2 separate regions of the Homo sapiens genome follow, and region 2 is linked to region 1. The links are chromatin loops, found by intact Hi-C in ENCODE. Cell type or tissue: PC-3. All regions are shown on one strand. Links, peaks and the distances in the headings refer to the core of each region. The heading gives the core; the rest is flanking DNA.

The links. Hi-C counts contacts between places; a loop is a spot of excess contacts. Peaks named below come from ENCODE experiments on the same cell type or tissue, not always from the same donor. Only the 100,000 strongest peaks of a DNase experiment are listed, where the experiment ranks them.
Region 2: a loop joins it to region 1, with 3 times the contacts of the local background. A loop is called at or near these places in 3 of 110 quality-filtered maps.

Annotation. Positions count from the first base shown.
Region 1 is chr12:38,928,078-38,933,466 of GRCh38, forward strand. No RefSeq gene overlaps it. Among named protein-coding and RNA genes, the nearest start is that of CPNE8-AS1, 25 kb to the left of the region's middle. In PC-3, for the core only: no CTCF peak of the experiment used is centred there; a DNase peak (open chromatin) is centred at 3,114; H3K4me3 peaks cover 745 bases; H3K27ac peaks cover 1,784 bases.
Region 2 is chr12:39,010,239-39,015,627 of GRCh38, forward strand. No RefSeq gene overlaps it. Among named protein-coding and RNA genes, the nearest start is that of CPNE8-AS1, 110 kb to the left of the region's middle. In PC-3, for the core only: no CTCF peak of the experiment used is centred there; a DNase peak (open chromatin) is centred at 2,823.

The DNA of each region.
Region 1 (5,389 bases), core at 215-5,214:
GGCTTTTAAAAATATCCTACAACTACTCCAACTCCAAATGTCCAAAAGAAGTTTTACCCACATGATAATCATCATAATAGCTATCATTCCATGAGCATTTACTACATTATCATGGTAAGTGCAATGAAAGATTATCTAATTTAATTCTTTCAACAACACTGTGAGGTAGGTATTATTAGTTACAATTTTTGAAAGGCACTGAAATTTAGAAAGGTATGGTAACATAACTTGCCCTAATATACAAAGCTTATAAGTTGTGAAGCCAGCTATTAAACAAAGCCTCTATCTCAAAAGCTAATTTTCTTAAGGAACTGCTTTCTATTTCCTTGGAAACCACTCTCCCATACTGGTCTTTATAAGCCACAAATTTGATATTGCTATCCATTGATTTTAGAACCCAGTCTAAAATGTCCTATGTGGCACAAAAAGCCTTGCCCAACATGTTTTTGTTTTTGTTTTCTATTTTAACTCTCTGGCCTATTGTATTATAATCACATCTCTTTAGCAATTTTATTTTAGCCATGCTAAGCAATGTGCACTTCCATTCTAGCTCTGAGTTTTTTCTCACTTTAATCACTCTTCCTGCCATACTCGTTATCCAGGTAATTCCTATATATATATGTGTGTGTGTGTGTGTGTGTGTGTGTGTGTGTGTGTGTGTATATATGTCAGTCATACTTTAGATATTACATTTATTGAAAAATATGAAAATGTAAAGAAGAGTTGTAAAAATTGAGGGAAAGTCAACATGATGAATCACTACATTCAGTCAGCAAAACATCCAGCATTCAACAACGTTCATGGGAAAAAAATGAATGAGCAGAAGAATATATTTAAATACGTTAAAACATAATGTCTGAAAAGAAATCTTTAAAAGCTATGACAGTCATAAAACGTTAACGAATTTTTAGGAAAGGGAGTTTAGGAAACTATAAAAAGTGATTGTTAAAATAGAAAAAATACAACAAATTGAGTTAATAGCAATATAAGTATCAGTAAAGATTACATTCTTAAGATGCAAGACGAAGTAAAGGAATCCCCCCAGAATGCAGTTTAAAAAAATAACTTCAATTTCATTATATCATTTAAAAAATAACATCGGCTGGGCGCTGTGGCTCATGTCTGTAATCCCAGCACTTTGGGAGGCAAAAGTGGGTGGATCACTTGAGGTCAGGAATTCCAGACCAGTCTGGGTAACATGGTGAAATCCCATCTCTTCTGAAAATACAAAAGTAGCCAAGCATAATGCTACACTCCTGCTACTCAGGAGACTGAGGCAGGAGAATCACCTGAACCCCAGAGGCAGAGGCTGCAGTGTGCCAAGATCGTGCCACTGCACTCCAGTCTGGGTGACAGAGTGAGACCCTGTCTCAAAAAAAAAAAAAAAGTAACAATAATTTTAATATATCGTCTTATTTACAGTTAGGTCACATATAACCATTGTCTTGTTTTTTCTTTAGTTTGTTGGAATCAGTGAACAAAACAGGTGTTCTAGTTGTTTGATAAGCCTCTTAAGTCTCTTGTATTCTATAGTTTTCCCTTTGTATTTTTTCTTGTGATTTTTTTTCAGGAGGAGGGGAGTTGTTGCTATTGAAAGAATTGGGTTTTTTGTCTTATAGAGTTTTTCACAGTGTTCGTTTCATTAAATGCATCTCTGCTTTATCTGTTAAAGTATTCATAGTTGGATCTAATGGCTTGATCAGATTCATTTTCATTTTTCATTTTTATGGTAAGAGTCCTGATAAGTGATATTGTAGATTTTCATTAGGGTGTACATAATGCCTGTTACGTTATGTTAGCAACCATTGATTACAACTACTCCAACTCCAAACATCCAAAAGATTTACCTGCATGGTAATCATCGTAATAGTTATCATTCCTTGAGCATTTACTACATTACCCAATGCATTTAATTAACAAAATTTTTCAAAATGGCAATAATTTTTTGTTATCAGAAGCATATAAATAAATAAATAGATTGAAACATTCCTATTTCAAATATTTGGTCACCTGTTGTACAGTTTAGATACGAAAGGTATGATAAATGCTTGATTTTTACTCTTTATTTGCCTGTTTTTTCAAATAATGAGTTCCTTAGCAATCTCCAAAGTTAACAAGTAATTTTGTGCATGTCACTGCATACATAGGGATTGAAACAGTCTCAGTTCAATCTGCTGAAGATACTGGATTTATTGTAACCACTTTTTCTCATCTTTTGACTAGATGTTTATTCGACTTGTCTACTGAGTTCTTTTTGACGTAACTCCAGTAGTCTTTGACAGCTTCTTTGCTTTCTGGTCTGAAAACATGTTTTAGGCTCATCTTATACATTTTCTTTTCCCAGAAGTAGAAGGAACATGGTGAGAACCATCTAATAGCTATGGGAATAAAACTATCAAATTTGGCTGAAAGGTGTAAAAGAAGCCCCAACTAAATAGATACATTTTACTTTTGCCAATAAATTAAAATGCAATTTTTGAAATTACGAATCCATTGAAATTTTAGTAAAATACCAGCAGGGATTTGGGATTCTAAATTTCACAAAGAAGAGGAAACATGCATGAATACCTAAGCCTTATGAAAATTATTCATAAAAAGTCTATTATTTATATTATTATCTTATGTTTATGATACGTACCAATAATAAATGTTAATGTTTATGAAGGCTCTGCTAATTAAAGCCAACAAAAAATACTGTGTTGGCAAAATAATTCATTTGAAAAAATCTGTCTTAATGAAAATAGTTTATGTTAAAATTGACAATTCAAATCAATATGGAAAAGATCATTTATTTAATAAATGCTATTAAGAGAATTAGCAATCAAGTTGGAAAAAAATAATCCCTGTGTTGGAAGTAAATGTTCAGTGCCACCAAGTGAAAATAGCACTCAGGCAAAAGTTTTCTCAGCAAAGCAATTTCCTTCTATAGAAGAGTGTGTCTCACAGATGGAGTAATGGCAAGAGCACACCAGACAAGGCAGGGAAAGGGGTTCTTGTCCTAATGCAGCTAGTCGCTACTGCTGTGTCTTTCCCCTATTGTCTAGGGTTAGACTGCACAGTCTAAGCTAATTCTGGTTGGCTATTTTAAATAGAGCAGGGATATGAGCCGGAGTGGCAGGGTGAATAGTTTCGAATGGTTACAGAGGAGGTGACTAAGGATGACTAAGGACAGAGCAGGTGATAGAGGCTAGGAGGGGGTTGTTTACTGAAACTAGGGGCAAATGTAAAGAATGAGAAAGTTAAACTTTAAAATGGAGAACAAAGAACAGGGAAGCCGAACATACTGACATATTGGCTGTTTGAAGAGGAACTCAGAACTCATTGTACTTAACGATTTTCCTCTCTTGGATTTTAAAGTAAGTTAACAGGCTAAAACCTTTGAAGAGGAATTTTACTGTATCCTACAATCTTCCCCCTTTCAATTTTCATAGTCTTTCCTCTTCAAACCTTTTTAACATATCTTGGTTTTGCTGCTTGACTTGATCCATAAAAGAAAAGCTTATCTGAATAAGGTGGAGGAGAGTTAAGGGAGGTTTTAGTAAGTGCTGTTTCTGTAAGTCTTTGCACCAGCCCACGGATGCACGGTATGACACAACACCCAACAAGAACGAGTACACCTGTTACGGCTGCAAGAGAAGTAAGAATTGAGGCTATGATTCTTTTCCGTTTACCAAGCCACCTTTCTAGCCATCCTGAGAAAGTGTTGTCGACTCCAGAATTTTTAGCTAATTCATTGGATTAAAGCGGTAAGTCCTTGTAAGGCCCTTGTTACTGCGGAGGCAGTGTTGTTTGGGATAAAGGTACAATGCTGAGTTTAATCATAACACAAACACCACCTTTTTCAGCTAGTATCATATCTAGAGCCATTCTGCTTTCCCAGACCATCTGGCTAGTCAACCCCAATTGTTGGGCTATCCCTTTAACAGCATCCCTGGTGTATTTAATAAACCTCTGCTGATTATAATAGATATAATTTATCCAATCTATGTTTTTATTGTCACCCACGAAAATATTGACTCAGATTCTGTAGCTATTTGATCTCGAGCTTTAAATTTATCTAGTACTCCTCGTGGGACTCCAGTTGCATCTAAATAAACGTGGGAGTCAAAAGACTCATAAGAAGCTTCCTTTGCTTTACAATGTTGTTTTTCCTTTTCCTGGTTGATGAAATGCCAGGGTGAAAGGGATAGCCAATTGGACTAGAGCACAAGTGCCACTGCAGTTACTTGGTAGAGTGTCCAGTAGAGGTCTGCCACGATACCACCATACATCTGCTCAGGGGTGAATAAGGGCTGACTGATTGGTAAGCTCTTGGAAAGTCTTAAGCGCACTGCATCCTTTTAGGTCTCCAAGGAACACAAAGTTTCCTCCTTGTCATGAGAGACCCGAAGTGAACTTAGTTTCTGGAGATGGAAGTTCAATGGCCCTCAGGGGCTGACCCGCAGGGTGTTGAACTTCGGGATATAGCAGAGAGACAGTTTGACATGACTTGTTATCCCAAGCTGTGGAACCATGGAAAAGAGCTACTATACAGCCCATGCCTGATTGACTGAAGGAACATCCTAGTGGAAAGGGGAATCTGGGCCTCTGGCCTGCCGTGCACACAAGCATAACAACTGCTTTTGTTTAAAGTGCGGATGGAATCTTTGATCCATTCCAACCAGGCATTAGCATCTTGATGTCCTGTCTCAATTGCCAAAGATTGTTTTAGGTCTTTAACTTCTACAATAGCTACCTTGGTCTTGTCATTACATGGAGGAGGAAAAACAGTTTCATTGTGAGAGGTTTTGGAAGAAGGCGTAGGGGAAAGTGTAGGCGGTGGGGGATCAATGAAGCGTATTTATTTCAAAGGATCAGATAGTCTGTTCCTGAAGCCTCAGCCCCCATACCATAAAACCGGCTTAAAGAAGGGAGCCAGCTTAGAGAAGGGGAAGAACTTTGAGGGTTTGAGATAATAACCTGTATTGGATAGTACTGGTTTAGCTGACAGCTAGGGGAAGCTGTTCTTTTAGTAGTAAATGTATAGCTTTAGGAAATTACAACTACTGGTTGGGGCAGTCCATCCTTGCTCTTTAGTGGTCCACAGAACATTGGACCAGTTGCAGCATAAAGGCTCTGTCTCGGGGGGGCAAGACTTCCAGTTGACACTGGGGTCTTCATCGAAACCTCTCCAGGCTAAATGATCCCGATTTACTAATGCCCAGTCTGAGTAGAGCCAGGAAGGACAGAGGTACTTTTTTGAGTGGAGAGCTGTCTTTGACTTGAGAAGTCTCCACAGGGTATAACAAGGCAAGCATTAAATGTAATAGTTTGAGGCAAAATTTACTTGGTTGCATTAATAACGAGGTGGTCAGCAATAGAGTGAGGAAAGAAGAAGGAGTAATAGAAT
Region 2 (5,389 bases), core at 202-5,201, 82 kb after region 1:
TTATCCAGGTATGGTGGTGAGTGGACCTGTGGGCCTGTGGTTCCAGCTACTCAGAAGGCTAAGGTGGGAGGATTATTTGAGCCCAGGAGATCGAGGCTGCAGTGAGCTATGATTATGCTATTGCACTCTAGCCTGTGTGACAGAGTGAAACCCTGCCTCAAAAATAGAAAAAAAAAAAGATATGTTCTGTGCTAAAATCTATAAAACATGCAGCACTGAAGCAGAACTTGCAACCTCTGGTCAAACACTTGTCTTTCAATAGACCCACTCTTACCTTGCAGTGGAAGAGGTCAAGTACTGTATGTGGCTAGAGATGATATGCCTCCAGCAGCTGTGCTGCTAGGAAAGCATGAGCCTTGGACATGTGCCTAATATTCAAACAAGAGTGGCAGAATTCCAAAAGCCTCTCATCCATGTATCTCCTTTGTACCTAGATCCAAAGATTCCCAGTGTTAAATCATATCTCTCAAAACATAACCAGTACATATCACAAAAGCTTGACCTAAACAAGTCTACTCAAAGACATCTCTTCATATACCACTTTTAACGTGTTCCATTGTAGGGATTCACACTGGAAGCTGTCCTCCCCTTATTTTTCTATTTCTTGGCTTTTTCCTTTGGAATCATGAATTTCAGCTTTTATGACTTTTTAAACTGCATTTTGTTCAACACGGTAGCAAGGATTAGAGTCTAATAGACAAGAAAATCTAATTCTAGTACTGGTTTTGCTGCCTTGAAATGTTTGCCTCTCTTTTGGATATGTATCAATAAAATTGAGACATTAGTATCACTTTAAGCTGAATTTATGATACATTTTGAAGACACATAAGATGCCAAAGGGCTGGTCTCCTTGGAAAGAGGAGAAGGGAGAATTTCGTCCATTTCAAGCATTACTGTTTCTACCATAAACTTTTCCCCCAACCTGTTATAATTTAGAAGAGAACATGTTTCTAAAGAGCTGTAGGGCCTCTTGACATTTGACCTCAAAATCTACATATTTGGGAATAAGTCTAATGAAACGCTTCATGATTTTTTGGTATGTAAAGAACACCTGAGTCACCTTACCTTGGGTATCAGTTATGGTTTAAATTTAACTACATACTTAGCTCAGTTCATGTTAAAGCCATTTGTAGTACATGTAAAACCATGACACAGGAATCTAGACACTGTGTAATAATTTTCTTACCCCCTGTAGATGAAGGCAGCTACCTCATCATATTCTTTCACTTCTGAGAAAACGTTTTAAGCATTAACTATGTCATAATAGAGCCAGCCTGCTCAGCCAGGAAGAAAAAATTTACAAATCTAGATAATTACCCACTGAAATCCAGCAGTTAATTATAGAACTCCTGTACTTTAACCAGAATATAACTCCTAATTATCTCAAATGCCTAACTTTATACAATCAGAAACAGTTACCAGTCAAAGAGATTACACAAAACAGTAAAAATCTTAGATGGTTGTATTGTAAAAGAGAGAAAAAAATTTTAATATTGTTTAAAAATAGCATGGGGAATAGGAATATTCATGGGAGGCTGCATCAGGTCTTTATAGTCTTTAGGCTCAGTATCTTGGTGACACTCACCCTGACTGCAAACAGATTTCTTCAGAACCTTTTACAAAAATCTGTTTTAGAAATAATGCATCTGGGAGCTTAACTGGCCTTGTTTCTTTCTTTCATGTTCCAAATTGGCATTAACATTCTCTTTCTTCTTTGATTCATCCTCTTTCCTTTTTTTTTCTAAGTTTCACATAGTGATAGATTTGTTCCTTAAAAGAATATGAACCAGAAATAAGGTAGCTAAGCACTAGACTATCACTTGTGAAATAATTATTCCAATCAAGGCAAAAATGAGGATTCGCTTTGATAGACAATTGTCTTCATACTCTCAAGACTGAAGATGATGGAAAATTGTTATAATAATCATTGGCTATATTAGTTGCTTATTTGCAGTGTTTTTCCAAGTATTTGGAGTTACATGTAAGTCCTCCCAAATTGTTTGTAATAGATACAGTAGTAGCTATCTTATGTACACTTACTGTATGTCAGTCACTCTGACATATAATATTTTAAATCCTTAACTTGTAAATAGTATTCATATTCCCTGTTCTACAGTCAAAAGAAGTGAAAGACCTTTTCTGAATTCATAAGAAAAGGAAGTGCTTGAGCCAGGACTGGGAGCCATTGTGACACTAATGCCCATGCTTATTCTCTGTATCATGTTGTCATGTTCCTGTGTAATGTGAGCTGACTTTCTGGGCAAATGTTTCTATACTACTGTGTACTATAGGACACGGGTGTCTTATTGCTGAAGTTATTGCGTGTGACTTCATGGACTCCCTGACATTTTGATCAAATACAGTTCAGAGAGCAACACTGACATTTTCAAATCCAAAAACCTAAATTTCCTTCTCTCTATTCTTCTTCATCCTTTGCTTCAAGAATGCAAACCTCAAATGAATTCTCAATACCACCGGAGAATCCCGCTATGCTTCTTACAAAAATTCACTTTTTGAAAGTGAATTCTCTCTTCAAACTTCTTACTCCCCAAATTCAATCGCATTCCCCATATCACTCCCACTGATGAAAAATTGTAAAAACTGAATCCTTCCATCTATATGCATCTGTACACATTTTCTTCTTCCAGCAACAATAAGAACCTCTGTCTCTACTTTCTCACCTTCCTTTCACTTTTGAACTGACTTCAGTTTGATATCCATTCCCACTACTCCATTGAAACGAATATTGTCAATCTTTATATTGCTGAACTCTACACACAGTCTCCACTCATTGTATTTGCTATTTGGCAGCATCTGATAGAAATGACTATGCAGTCTTCTCAGCTGAGTCATGTATTCCTGCCATTCTTCCTCCCTATCCAATTGCATCAGTTTGGTTTTCCTAGCTGTATATTTTATTCTATACAAAGTCTTAATGTTGGGGTGCAGGTTCACTTAGAACTCAGAATTGGGAGGCCCACTTGTTGATTTTACTTTTTAATACTCTGTCATTCTTAGTACATTGAATCATCCATCCCTTTGGGTTTAGATGCCATTTTTATGCATCTAATTCCCAGTGGGTTTTTTTTTTTAATCTCAAGCCCATATGACTTCTCTCTAGACCTACATATCTTGCTGCCTACTTGATATTTTCATTTAGATATTTCAGACAATGATAAAAGAGGAAATAATAATTTCACACCATTTCTTTTGCCTAACAAGTAAAATGTGGAGGAGGGGTCCTTGTCTCCAGGATTCAAGGAAGGTAAGCAGGACTTTATGGAACACCAGTTCTCTGAACTGAATTTTATCGTATTTTGCTTTTCTCTTTTTTTTAAGGTTTCACTGGGAACTGAATCACTGCAGATGAAAATGGCTGTAATTGCAAAGGAAATGTAAATGAAGGACTATAATCACTCAAAGTTGAAATCTTCAGCCAAGGGTAAGCCTCTTTTACTCTGACTGCAAAACTCTACTTCTCAATTAAATTTTCATGACTTTTCCATCTTGTAGCATTTTTTATTGTAGACTAGTTACAGAAATAGCAAAAATTATGGAAACTAAAGTGAACACACCTTGTAGCCAAAGGGAAGAATTCAGTCATCTAAGAGTCAGCTGCAACACCATAACCTGCCTCCTTGGAAGGACAGTCTATGAAGAGAATCTCTGGTTCCTCCCTAGACAAGTAAGGACACAATTCTCAGACATTCCAAGGCCTTCCCACTGAAGGAGTACAGTAGGCACACATAGGTATTCTGAGTTTTCTGGATTATTTTTAGATTGGTGAGCTATGAACTACTTATTGCTGAGTTTATATTTTCCTAAGACAAACTGACAGCAGTAAGGAGACTTTTCCTTACAGGATGTGAAAATGCTTCAAAACCATTTGGCATTTTCAGTGTATTTACCAGGTACATAGGGTGGGTAGTTTAGAGTATTCTCTTCACATCTTGGGTATTGGCCTGTCCCAAAATTGGCTGGTTCATTCATATCCTTACATAAAAATAGAAACTCAATGAGTAATAATGGGCATAGTTTTCTTACTTCCCATTGAGGTAACAGAACAGATAAAGATCACTCATTCAACAGATATATTTTGATTATCTAAATGTGTGAGATGGTAAGTTAGAAGCTCTATGAGGCATGGCAATAAACAACATTGTGTCCCTGGTCTTGAGTAGCATACACTGGCAAATTAGCAACAGTTTCACAAAGCTATAAATGTCATTGCACAAGAATAGATACCACCCATTTCTGTTCTGTGAATGGCAATTCAAATTTTCCAGTGGCTATGGACATACATCATTTTTAATTTCTTTTTCTTGAAGCTCACCATCTAATCTGTCAACCAATCCTGTTAATTCTATATTTAAAATACATGCAGAATCTGACCACATGTCATTCACTCTGTTGCCACTATCTCAGGCCACCACCATTTTCTTTTGCCTGGACTGTTGTAATAGCATCTACTTAATTTGCCTCTCTTTTCAATAGGGACCTGAAATGGATTTATCTGGAAGCTAATAAAGTTGAAGTTTCATGACTGCTTTTTGCGTGACCTCCTCCATAATTGTATGCCTAATTTTCCATTTGTAATTTTTAAATATTTTTTCTTAAACAGAGTTGTTCAAATTGTAGAAAGCTTTAACAAAACCTGGATTCACCTCTGTCTTCACACTGTTTTTGCTCCCTATAGTCTATTCTCAATATAGCAACCAGAGCGATCCTTTTAAAACTTTTGCTTAAAACCCACCAGTGGTTTTCTATTTCACTCAGAGCAAAAGCCAAAGATCTTGCAATGGTCTGCAATGCTGCCTCTATATCTCTGTGACCTTTTCCTCTACGGTTGTCACCCCTGAGTACTCTGCTGTAGCTCTACTGGCTTTCTTGCCATTCCTAGAAAATGCCAGGCATGTTCTGCTTTGAATTTTTGTATTTGCTCTTTCCTTTCGTGAATACTCTTCCCTCAAATATATCCATGGTCCAGCCTCTGGCCTTTGTTACCAATTATCACCTTCTCTGACCACCCTATTTAAATTTCAATCTTGTTTAAGTTTTCAAACTTCCTACTCCACCTCCTAGATAATTTTTCTTTTTGGCAGTTACAATCATCCAACGTACTCTATGTTTTACTTACTTATTTTGTTTATTTTCTATATCTCCAACTAAAATGTCAGCTCCATGAAGGTAAGAGTTTTTCTAAGTGTATCCCTAATGCCTCCTGGCACAGAGTAGGTGCTCAATAAATACTTATTTGTTGTACTAAAAGAAAAGAGGAGTTACTTCTAGTAAGAGTGCCAGTGAAGGCTCCGTGGCGAAGTTGGTATGGAGGCTGCATGTTGACGGGCTCATAGAAGTTGAAGTGTTAGGAGGGAAAAAAAGCTGAAAA